Regions from separate parts of the Homo sapiens genome. Here region 1 is linked to region 2. A link is a contact called in ENCODE Hi-C or POLR2A ChIA-PET data. All regions are on one chromosome and are shown on one strand. Each heading gives the region's core, a stretch centred on a gene start or an enhancer-like site at or near the end of the contact. The rest is flanking DNA. Distances are from core to core; before and after follow the strand shown.

Region 1 (6,011 bases), core at 684-3,183, 180 kb before region 2:
AACAATGGAAACATATTCTCTCTCTGTTCCAGAGGCCAGAAGTTTGCAATTGAGGTGTGAGTAGGGCTGTGTTCCACTCAGAGGCTCTGGGAAATAATCTGTTGCATGCCTCTCTCCTAGCTTCCGGAGGCTCTGCCGCCATCTTTACCTCACCTCCTCCTTTGCATATGTCTTCTGCTCTGTATGTAATCTCCTAATATCTTACACGGATACACAGGATGGTAGTTAGGGCCTACCCACAGAGTCCGAGATTATCTCCTTATCTTAAAATCCTTGACTTAATCACATCTGCAAAAACCCTTTTTTCCAAATAAGGTACCATTCACAGGCTCCAGGGATTTGACATGGATATTTTGAGTGGAAGTGGGTAGATATTTTTTGGTCAACCACAAGATATATTTTTTAAACAGTAGGATATAAGAAAAATATACATAGAATGAATCCATTTACTAATAATCATAATTAGTGCCACAGATACATGATAATGATAACATATGGAGAAGTGTTATCTCTACAAAAAGGGGCTATGGACAGTTTTCATTTTTGCATTATACATTACTGCAATGTTTCAATTTTATATTAATTTTGTATTACTTTCATAATCAAAAACCAATAACACATATTTAAAAGGAAGCTTTGATATATTTTGACATCTTCCCAAATTTTCTTACCTAATTCTGGTCCCTGTTGTGGAAAAAGGGTTTAGTCAAAACTGCATAATAGATGATGATTACTAGTTGTTCTAGTGGAATAAAATTTTATAAATAATAAAAATATTAAGTCATAATTTTTGAGTATGCTATTCATTAAATAGACTGCTGTAGTTTCTAAGGATGAAAAGTTTCATCCTTAATCCAACCTTCTATGAATACCTGACAACTGTTCCACTAAATAAATCCCCAAACCGAAATCTATGACCTCTCCTTCAAAACTGAGGTTTTAGTTTTATTTTTTATTTATTTATGAGATGGAGTCTCACTCTGTTGTCCAGGCTGGAGAGCAGTGGCATGATCGCGGCTCACCACAACCTCTGCCTCCCAGGCTCAACCGATTCTTCTGCCTCAGCTTCTGAGTAGCTGGGATTACAGGTACGGACCACCATGCCCAGCTAATTTTTGTATTTTTAGTAGAGATGGGGTTTCACTTTCATCATGTTGGCCAGTCTGGTCTTGAACTGCTGACTTCAAGTGGTCTGCCTACTTCGGCCTCCCAAAGTGCATGAGCCACCGCACCTGGCCAAAAAAGTGAAGTGTTTTTTGTTTTTTGTTTTTTTTTTTAAAAAAGCCTTTCTAAGGTTGACTATGCACAGGCATGAACTACTGAAGCGGCATTACTGTTCACCCTGCCCTTTACGAAATTCCTCTCTTTGCAGATTTTCTCCCTGAATATAGCTTCATCTTCAAGTTTTATTATACCTGCAAAATTTAGTTAACAACAACTTCACCTTATTAACATCTTCTGGAACAAAAGTTCCAGAAATCACTGTACATTTCTCTACTCCACATTTCACCCCCTTCATGAGAATTGCTAAGCACTATGAAAGCCAATTGGGGTTCCCTGGATTTTCTCTCTCATAAAAAAACTGACAAGGCTTTTCTCTGTCTAGGAGAGAGGGCGATGATCAAGATCCACTTTTATGGAAAACATGATATTATGCTGAGAAATCTGTCAAGAGCGGGAAAAGCACTTCATAGAGGGAGAATGTAAACCATAATGCTGAGAGAAATATCTGCATTAACTTTTTGCATTTGTTCACAAAAGTTTATGAAATGCCTACTGTGTGAAAGATTGCACCACAAACCATGGTATATGTTGTAAGCTGTGTGGGCAGAACTTCTGGTGTCTGAGAATCTGACAAGAAGAGAAATGAGTTCACTAACGGCAGACTGTTGCTCTGACGCACGGCCAGCCAGCAAGCCGAGGCATGAGGAGATGCAGGGGAAGAGCATGAGCTGGACAGGTGTCATGCACAAGCAGCTCTGCAGCAGGGCTCACGGTGCCTGATAATTATGGATATTGTCAGATCTGCCAAGAGACATATTTAGCAATGAGCCGGGAGGGGGCAGGAGGAGGTAGGCATATTACGAAACTTGCCACCCACCTCCCATTGGCACTATCAGTTTCCAAGGCTCTATTAAAGATAAACAAGGATGCCTAGCCTCCCCTGAGATCAAGAGGAGATGGTGATTATGAAAATAATAACAGTTTTAAAAATTACTTAAATGTTCTAAGGGAGCCTTTATTTCTGGCAGTGTTAAACACTTGCAAGGAAGAAGGTAGAAAACAAAAACAAACTAGAAGACCACAGTAGCCTCAGTCTGAAAGGCCACTCCAGGGCTACTTAAACCAAACACTCTCTGTGAGTTCAGTGGTTAGGCTTTTCCCTCCTCTGGGTGGCATTCCAAAGGCTTCTCCTTCACATGTGCAAAAACAAGAAAGCGGCGACAAGATGCTACAGCAGATTTCTGTTTGAGACGATGTTTCTGAGGGAATAAGAAAAAAAAAAACAAAAAACCAAGCGAGAGAGGGAGAAGTTTTTCTTTCATTTAATTTTTTTTTTAAACAAAAACCTAGAGACACTGGTCTGTGAAGCCAAGTTTGTTAACGTGCAAGTATAATTTACTTTTATGTAAACATAACTTCACAGAGTTATCAGTAGGTTCCATTTTCAGTAAAAACAAACAAACAAAAAAAAAGAAGCTGCAAAATAATTATAAAACATATGGTGCAAACTCCGGCTGTGTTTATTTTATGACAGTTAACATTATTTACAGTGTGATCTGGTCAGAATTAATACTCAAAGGGTTATACACAGAATATGTCAAATTTTTCTTCTTAATCATGCACACCATTAGTTTTGTCAACCCATCTAAATGAATTTATCTAGAGATCTCCTGTATTCCCCCAAAGAAATCAATTATATTTTTTAACATATTATTTTATTCAAAATGCTTGACTAACACCACCGATAAGCTGCCAATAGTAATATAGGAAGGAGCTCACCCTCTTCTTAAATGGGGAAGTTTGACAAAATGCACTTAAAATTCTGCCATTTGTTGCATGAGATTCTTTAACTCCACACTGTTCATTTCGTTATCTCAGTTGCTAACGCATATTAAATTTTTAAAGATTTAAGTTCTTTTTTTTTTGGTAACAACACAGCTACTACTTTCTGTTAACACATAAATTATCAATATATCCTGTTGAGTAAAACTATTTAAGTAGCTTATCCTTGATACTGGAGTGGCATTAGGAAGCACTGACTATAGGATCTGCTTATTATTCAAGTGGGAGATATACAACAGCCAAGAGACATACAGAAAAAAAAAAATAAGAATAATTTTGCAATGAAAATCTTTATTTTTGTAATCTTTGTAATGAAAATATTTATTTTCCCTGTCCTTTTATTAAAAGACTCTGGTATTTTGCTCTCATTCAAGGCCTTATATTAATATAAATACCAAAATTTATGGGACCAGGTGGTGTTTAGTAATGTGAGCTGAAACAGAAAATGGCTGCTTTTCCTCCCTGGGCACGCAGACACAAGACATCCTCTCCTACAATAGACACTGACCACAACCTATCTTCCTATTCACCAGAAATGGTTTTGTGCAGTAGTGTGCTAGGGCTGGCTCATGCCAGCCTATGAGAGCTGATTGCTAAACATTCGGAAATTTTGGGAGTTGGTGGTTCAAACAGACGACATTAAAAATTAAATTTTAGAAACATGCAATGAAAAAAATTAAAAACAATGATAATAGGTACTCAAAATTCATCACTTCTAATTATTTGACATTTTACTATTATCTATGTTCTTATAATTATTTGACTACATTTTACTATTATCTGTGCTCTGAAGATTACTTGCTTCTACTTACGTCTGGTATGGTGGAAATACCATATAATAATGTGTGACTAAGCATCTCTTCCCAACTCCATGTTCAGTGACTCATGTTGACAGGCTGAAATCAGCCATCATGGGATATTTTCACCAGAGAAATCAGCAAACACTTGCAAATCAGGGTTGGCTGGTTGCTTGGTTTGTTTTCATTTAGAAAGCTATTGTAATGCTACCAACACAACGCTAGCAATGTCTAAATAATAAATTACTGTCTAGTTTCAAAACTTAAGACTTTATTTGTAAATATACACTCATTTAAACTTTATAATCCCATCTGTACCCTTGTGGGAAAAAGAAGAGAAAGAGATAATTTTGCTATGACAGAAAAATTAACTATAAATTTTATTTGGATCACTTATTTTTATGAAGTCTTGTAAAACATAACATGGAGCATGATTTCTGGATATGAAAAACATTAGATATGACAAATGAAATATATGGTTTGTGTCTTGGACAGGAAACACCCTGCATGCCTCTGGAAACAAACACAAAGATTAAGTATCAGGCACACAGGTTTTTAATGCCTAGATTATTCTGTTTTTATAATAAATTAGTAAATGAGATTCTAGCCATTACAAATCTGTGTGTTGTTGAAAACTGTCATTTGATCTATGATAAAAATACAAATAAGGAATAAAGCATAAAAGAGAAATAATTCTGAATCAAAGCCAATAAAAATAAGACAGCTTATAGATATTAAAATGTAAGAAAAATTTAGGGATAAGTTACTTTTGGTTAAACATGTGGCAGTATCTGTTAAGATGAAAATGAGGATGAATCAAATATTCATATTTTTAAAACTAAACCTAGGTAGGAAGAAAAATCTGCCTATTTGTATTTCATGGTACATCCACAAACTCATTACTTCAATCTGTCGTTTATAAACTTAAAACAAACATTACATTTTTCAACATTACTGCTATTTGTAAATCACATATAAAAAGGAAGCACAATGTAACTAAATAGCAAATGCCAACAAGGAGATAATTAGGCAGGAAAAATATTTCTGAGTTAAAATGTATGTTTTTATAGGTCTTCCTATAGCAGCAGGCAAAATTTTATAGAAGTGAATTTTATTAGAGAGAAACATAATCTAAAAATCAACTTTTAAGACAATCATTCTTAGTAGTAATACAGCAGATTTCAATGTAACTACAAAAAACGTCTGACTTCTAAAATTCGTTTTTAAAAACATCCACGTCTACCTAACACTGGTAGACTTTGTGACCATCAGCTAAACCAATAATGGTGTAAGTGCTTTTTAAAATAGTCCTATCCTGAATGAATTACTACTGTTATGATTTAAAGAGAAATATTACTCAATGCAAAGAGCTCTAGATGTGATATTAGAAGATGCAATTTTGAGGATTACTAGTTTTGGCACTGTTAAGCTTTCTTACCATTATCAATTATGGTTTTCTTCCTCGATCTAACATTGTGGAAGTCTCCCTGTTTTAGTTTTACAGTAAATAAGACTGCCCGTGAAGGAGAGAATCACACAATAGTAATGCAGGAATGGACATCTAACTGTGCAACCTAATTCTGATTTGTACCATGGTTGCAAAACCACATCATAAAAAATCATGAGAAAATCATTTCTAAAAATCTGTGTCTCTCTTCCTCCTTCATTACCCTTTCCCTTAATCCGTCTCTCTAAACTGACATAATATAAAATTGAAATACATTGTCATTTATCATACTTAATAGTTTATGTACCCTGATCTTAATTTAAATTATAAATTGCATGTTTGTCTTCTGGAAACAAATAATGCACTAAGTTGCTTTCTCCCCAAGTATCTCTCTTTATCGTCTTTTGTAGGTAGGTATACTCTTTAACAAAAAAATGATTCTCCACCCATCTATAAGAAGTACAGAGAAACCATGAACAAACTAGTTTTCTATTTACTCAGCAGGAAGATGGCTTTTGTATATTTTCATAAATAACCTAGATATGATTTCTTTAAAAAACATTCACAGTTTGGAGGAGTTTAACCTAGATGACAAAGTAAATGGCAGAAAAAATCAAAACTTTTATACTTTGGCTCTGAAACGTAACTAAATAGCAAACCATTCAAAAATCCTAATCTTTTGGTTAAACATGTAGCAGTAT
Region 2 (6,746 bases), core at 3,534-6,033:
GACTGCATCTTTCAACTGCTCCATTTCCAGAACTCCTGATTTTAAATCACACTGAAAACCTTTGGCTGCAATTGAATTAGCATGGTTGGATTTAGCCCTTCTAAATGCCAAAAAGGAAAAAAAAAAAAAAAGTACCATTCTAAAGTTTGTTTTGTTTTAAACTCGGATCTTCTGCATTCCAAAATTGTATCCCTCTGACTAATATAAACCGTTATTACAGAGAAATGGTTTTTTTTTTTAAAAAAAAAAAAAAAAGCCAGTGAAAAAGAATGAGGGAGTAGTAATGGTAACATACAGTACCATGAGCTGCAGCGGCCTCCCAGCCAGTGGTGCAAGGTTAACAGATCAGTCCTGGCCTTCGGGCAGACAGCAGAACACAGCCTTGGGGAAGGGGGGACAGGGACGGAGGCCAGGGGAGGGGGCCCGCTCTCAGGCAGTTTACACAAGAAGGCAGCTCAGCTCCTTTCTGGCGCACTCCTCCTCTCTATCTCCCAACCTCTTTGCGTGTGTCTTGTCATATTTTCTTCAGCTGTTAATTGTCCAGACTCCAAGACTTTAAACAGCCACAGTTTAGGAAAAAGCGAAACCCTTCTAAGTGACCATCACAGCAAATCAGCTTCATGCTAGTGGGTAAAATTTTCCAAGGGAAGTGTTCTTCTGATAGTTCCTGAGTCTCTAAGTCACCCCCACCCCCACCCCCACCGGCCGCCACACACACTCCCCTGGAGGGCTAAATGCACTGTGGCAATAAAACATTCATGCGACTTGGAATTTTAACACAATGCCATTTCCCTAGTTTAACCTGAAAGGAATGCACTAGTCACAACAGACTACATCATCCTGCCATTAAACCCTGCCAAGGAACCGCTTTTTTGGCCGCGCTGGGCCAGCTTTGACGGGAAAGGAGTACACAGACCCACACACTGAGCACAGAGGGGCCACCTCTGCTTCCTCAGCCTTATCCAGCAACACCCTGCTCTTGAACATGACCCCTGACCCCTTGCATTGTGACCAGCTTGTGAGGCATGTGTCACCCTGGAATTTCTGCAGAGCCACACACTGCGCAGGCCATTTGCTGCTCCCTCTCAACAGGCTCTTGGGCAGACGCCAAAGGTTCTTTCTTATTATTACTGCTACTATTGAAAGTCTTCTGTTTAAATGTAGGGATGCTTTTTCCTCGAGTTGTATGATAGTGTGGCTTGGGTTTTTTTTTCCCTCCTTTGTTTGTTTTGGACTTTTTAAAAAACAAACTTTACATTTGCATTGATAATTATGTTATTATTAATGACAAAATGATTCAGTATGGGGACTACTTATCAAAGGTGCCAGTTCTTTCACATTTAAGTGACATTCAATTTAGATTTACAAAACACCCAGAAACAATTCCTATTTCTCCAGAGAAGTTGAGAGAAAAATTCAAAGGGATTGAATCCTAAAACACCTACACTTAACCATTTTTATTTACATGCTATTATTACAAAACAAACAAGCAACAATATTAGATCAAAAAACTGGATTTACTGACTTATTGCTTGTGCAGAGAGTTCTGCCTTCCAAGCAACATAACTGACAAGCAACTATTTTAAAAAGTATGTATACCAAATGAAAAATTAAAATCATACTAAATGTTTACAAATGTTTTTATAATTTTAAAATTGTTCTCATGTAGCCCTTTATAACCAATCACAACAGTACTAATTTTTGCAAGTTAACAGAGGTCATAGTTTTGCACCCCAAAATACCCCTTTCTTCTTCTACCACTGATTCTCCTACCACTGAAGGATGTCTTCCAGATTGTCTTTTTCTGATCATTCATCTTATTAACTATCTTCATATGATGCACATTCACTTTCAATCTTGTCCAATTGTTTTATTATTCCTCTTCTCTACTGTAGTCATAGGCAATTCTAAAAAGCACAAAGTCCCCTCTTTTTGCCCTGACCTTGAGCTACAGCCAGGTGAGCTGTGATTATCCCTACAGAAGGCAGAAGGTGTTCCAGCTTTAATCTCCTGGAGTGAGGCCATGTCCCCTTTCAGTAACAAATGAAGAACATCTTACTTCATCTAAGAGAATACCCTAAAATACAAAATGATGATCTCAAAGCAGGTTAACATGCACATATAAAATAAAACCAAATTGTCTTCTTTAGAGTAATTTTTGTCTCCTTAGTAGCTGGAATTAGTCTTAAGCCCTAGTTAAAAGACTTTTTTCTTTTTCTTTCCTTTAAACAGACATTATCATGCCTTGAAAAGTCATTCTAATCCCTTCACCTTAGCCAAGCCATGCTAATTCATGAGAGGACAGCAATTAATTTTTAAAAAAAAGGAATTATACTTGACTGGGGGGAGGGGAGAATCAATCCAACTCAGAAGCAAAGGTTACCAAAACCTATGTGAAACACTTCCATTTCAAATTGCAAATGCTGAAATCAAATTGTCAGTTTAATCTATATAAAATACAGCAAGAAGGCTGGGCGCGGAGGCTCACGCCTGTAATCCCAGCACTTTGGGAGGCCGAGACGGGCGGATCACGAGGTCAGGAGATCGAGACCATCCTGGCTAACACGGTGAAACCCCGTCTCTACTAAAAATACAAAAAATTAGCCGGGCGTGATGGTGGGCGCCTGTAGTCCCAGCTAATCGGGAGGCTGAGGCAGGAGAATGGTGTGAATCCGGGAGGCGGAGCTTGCAGTGAGCTGAGATCGCGCCACTGCACTCCAGCCTGGGCAACAGAGCAAGACTCCGCCCCCCCGCCAAAAAAAAACAACAGCAATAGACATTTGATTTTTTTCAAGTAATCTGATTTATTATCAATGTGCATATTCAAATTCCAATTTTGATGTTACTAGTGTGAAGTTACTAGAGTAAAACCCAGTAAAATTGAAGGAAGAATCAAGTGATGCCGTGAGATTAAAATTACAGAGGTTAATTTCTATTTTAGTCCAAACAGATACACTTTTCTTCTTATATCAAGTTAATCAACACAGTGACACCAAAGTATCTTGGACCAATATTCAAAGGATGAACCGGGGCCTATGAAAAGAGGTCTGTGAAGTTGCACCTGCAGTACATGTAACCCTCTCCATGGTAATATATCTCCTCTGAAGACCTCTGGAACTCTGGGATACATCACTAAAAGAAGGATAAGCAATCTCATTTTAGTTCTAAACAAGTTGCCAAGTAATTATTACTATTATTATTATTTTTGAGATGGAGTCTCACTCTGTTGCCCGGGCTGGAGTGCAGTGGCACGGTTTCAGTTCACTGCAACCTCCACCTCCCAGGTTCAAGCAATTCTCCTGCCTCAGCCTCCTGAGTAGCTGGGACTACAAGCATGTGCTACCACACCCGGCTAATTTTTACATTTTTAGGAGAGACACGGTTTCACTATGTTGGCCAGGCTAGTCTGGAATCCCTGACCTCAGGTGCTCTGCCCACCTTAGCCTCCCAAAGTGCTAGGATTACAGGTGTGAGCCACCACGCCGGGCCAAAGTAATTTTATAATCTAAGTATTCACTACTATGGTATAGCGATGCATCACATATTAGGAAATCAGAGCATGCTACAAATACCACGATGAAAACTATTTTCTATGAAATTGTACCAGTACAAATAAGTGGAATCAGAACAATACAGAACCTGCTGAAGAAAAAATGTCGTATCAGTAAGTTCACTGAAATTCAAAAAGGTGCCCAGAGTTTTGTAGAAATGTTAATTTATTTTGGTGGGTACAATGTGAGTAGATCAAATCTGTGATAACCAGCCGTGATTTCCATTTTCCTTGAGCCAAAAGAAAACTTTACTGTGTTAAATGGCATTTAGAAATAAGAGTTTTAAAGTTCTGTAAGCTACGTTTTAATTTCTAGAAAGCAAAATAGGTGAAAGTTTTCTCATGAACTTCTATTAAAAACAGGACATGCATGTGCAAACAGGCATACGTTAATTTATTCTGCTCTGCAGGGATTCATTTGGAGTCGAGAGATTGGCTAAATCAACCCCCTCCTCAACACACACATACAACATGCACATGCAAGCAAAGGCAGTTAACAGACACCAACCCTGAGTGAGGGAAAACTCACTCAGAGATGAGAAAGGACAAGATGTGTATGGACAAAAGAGAGAAGGAAGGAAAAGCAAAGAGATGGTGTGGGAGGAAAACCAGATTGAGACAAAAGCAAGCCACAGGAAGGGCGGGGTGAGAGAGAAAAAGAAATAAGAATGAGATGGGGAGGAGCAAAATGGAAAAAAGCAGAGAAGGAGTCAGTAGGGAAAGGGAGAGAAAAAGAAAAGGAAGACCGAAGGAAAAAAGGGATTGCTGGCAGAGAGGAGGAGCTGGAGCCCCACAACAAAACAGTGGATCAGGCAGCTGGCCTGAGATGCTGATTCAGCGCTTTAACAAATCAATGCCACTAGAAAAGCACAATGTGAGCCCTCACTGGGTAGATGTCAGGGGACTCAGAAAATGCATTCTCAAGTATTTCACATTAAGAGGGAATAATGTGTTAATTTATAACGCTTCACCCTATACACTTGGATTATCTATCTGTGTCAGCGATTTGACTTCTTAAATTTATCAAAAACGCACGCAAAGGGAGGCAGCTTCGGCTTCACCGCTGGGAAATGGAGGTTTAGGGAAAGCCTGTCAGCCAGTCCTAGGTAGTTCTGCTGTTCTTTCCGCTTTCCTATTTGGGCTGAAGTGTTGGTGGGGGTGGCAGCAAGGAGTGAGCAAGCCACTGAAGGGGAGATGAAGTGGGGAGGGGAACTCCTGGTCCAGTTACTAAAGCAACCAAAGAAAAGGCTTTCTCGGCCTGTGGTTGATTGCATTAGGTACCATCCGTCAAAAGTGACACAGAAGAGAAGGAATAACTTGAATCAGCAACCCACGCTGCCATCGTCAGAATTTACTTTATGGAAACTTACTTAAGTCTCTCAGCACACCCAGTGGAAGAGAGCCTGCTGACAACTGGATTTTAATTAAACAGTACACTTGCAATGCCACCACAGTTCCACAGAGCTTATCAAAATAGGAAGGGAAGAGAGAGTTAAGCGAATTTTGTTTGGTTAGTTTTGAGACATGGAGGAGAGATGTTAAAGAACTCAGATGCCAGCCCAGCATTCAGGAGCCTCATTAGAGGGACTATTTCTTTCTCAAGAAAAACCTATTTTATTAAACATCAAATTCTTGGAATTGTTTCCTAATTATTCCTTAATAAAATTTAGTTAACTTTTAATATAATGATTGCACAGTTTCTAACCTGTGGGAGAGACAGGGAAAGACTACGTTAGTAAGTTTTGTTGCCAAAATTAAAGTATGATCAGACTTAAATTTTCAAAGTTTAAGCATTGTCAACATACAAAGGCAAGTGTGTTAAAATTTTGGAATAAATAGAAGAGAGTAGGTTTCAAGAAAGTGTTTTAATTAAGATTATGTCTTCAAAGATATGAAGGGGAAAAGTGGTTATAGGTATAAAGGAAAAACAAGGCCCAATCACGAATAACTTCTAAGATTGCCCAGACTACACACAGTATTCTAAACTGGAGGCATTCTTATTTGCTACATGTACAACTGCAACAGAAACAGACATTCTCTTATTTTCAAGACATTCATATGTAAATGAATGCTGATGAATGGAAATGAGATGCTAAACATGATGGGCAACGTTCAACATTTAAAAAAAAAAAAAGTTACTTCACTTGCTGAAGCTTGAATCTCTTCCCCTCCTACACCTGGGCACAAAAAGAAATGAATGACAATGATGGACCTTCCACCAGTTTCTATTGGTTAAACAACACCTTACAGAGATACTCAAGACAGAAAACAAACATTCTTTCAGTCTTATGCTTTGCATCTTTCCTATGACATGTATCACACAGAGTCCATTGAAAATAAATATTAGAGATTGAAATTATAAGTAAATAGCCAGAAATATTACAGTGGCATTGAGCCAAAGGGCTAAAATATCCAAAACAGTGTAATTATTTAATGAATGTTTTCTTTCTTTCAAATGAGATAATTAATAAGGAATTTCCTGGTTCATGACCACAGAGTACACTATTTTCCCTTTTCATAAAATCTTAGGAGACCGAACATATATTCTGGGCAGTGTGTTTGCAGTGGGAATTATATATATGCATGTATGCTTTTCAAGGGTCTCTATTTATGCCCTCAGAGTAGGATTTGTTCTATCCCCAGTTTTTGCATGAATTACCATTCCTGTCTGTCCCATCCAAGCCACCCCCACATAAACTATCTATTCTTATCATTATGGTACCATTAATCCCATTCTCCCCTCCCCCTCCCAACTCACCTAAGGGGTTAAAAGACTTCAGTACATTTGTGACTTGTCAGTGACATATAATACCCAGGTCCTTCATGCAATCAACTTTTACTTGACATGTATTTGCTCATCACAGGACCCACATTACTACTGGGAAAATGAAGAAAAACCTAAATTAACACTTGACATTCAATATGGTCAAGTCCTTAATTGGCTGGGCTTCCTGAGAAAGCAATTTTCTATTCCCCAAACTGTTCGCGTGTCATGTGTAGAGTGCAGCTCTTGGCCATCACTGCTGTCCCTCGCTCCCTCTAATGAGAGCAGATGAATTAGTGCTACGTGACACGATTTGAGCAGGGCTTCCTCCTCCTCCCCTCCCCCCAGTCTTTCTCCTATACCAGTGACAGCTGTGTGGCAAGGGGAAGAAAGAAAGAGAAACGCAAGAGCAAAGAATCCTGTAAAGGATGA

Evidence for each region. A loop is a pair of places that touch in the nucleus more often than their neighbours do. ChIA-PET counts read pairs that join two places held with the same protein, here RNA polymerase II (POLR2A). Pooled maps may share reads with other maps.
Region 1: a map of cardiac septum shows a loop between it and region 2 (2.4-fold over the local background). The contact joins two enhancer-like sites. A Hi-C loop is called at or near these places in 3 of 168 maps with a recorded cell type or tissue (ascending aorta, cardiac septum and endothelial cell of umbilical vein) and 2 of 50 pooled maps. POLR2A ChIA-PET finds 5 or more read pairs at or near these places in 2 of 52 experiments (AG04449 and H1).

The regions. Positions count from the first base shown.
Region 1 is chr9:16,528,903-16,534,913 of GRCh38, forward strand. The region is part of intron 5 of BNC2 (basonuclin zinc finger protein 2); the gene reads right to left. Among named protein-coding and RNA genes, the nearest start is that of BNC2-AS1, 190 kb to the right of the region's middle. Within about 2 kb of position 1,934, at least 3 of the 41 ENCODE cell types and tissues checked have a DNase peak (open chromatin) inside an H3K27ac peak, as active enhancers do.
Region 2 is chr9:16,704,453-16,711,198 of GRCh38, forward strand. The region is part of intron 3 of BNC2 (basonuclin zinc finger protein 2); the gene reads right to left. Among named protein-coding and RNA genes, the nearest start is that of BNC2-AS1, 19 kb to the right of the region's middle. RefSeq lists enhancers at 1-702, 2,110-2,610, 6,086-6,734. Within about 2 kb of position 4,784, at least 2 of the 41 ENCODE cell types and tissues checked have a DNase peak (open chromatin) inside an H3K27ac peak, as active enhancers do.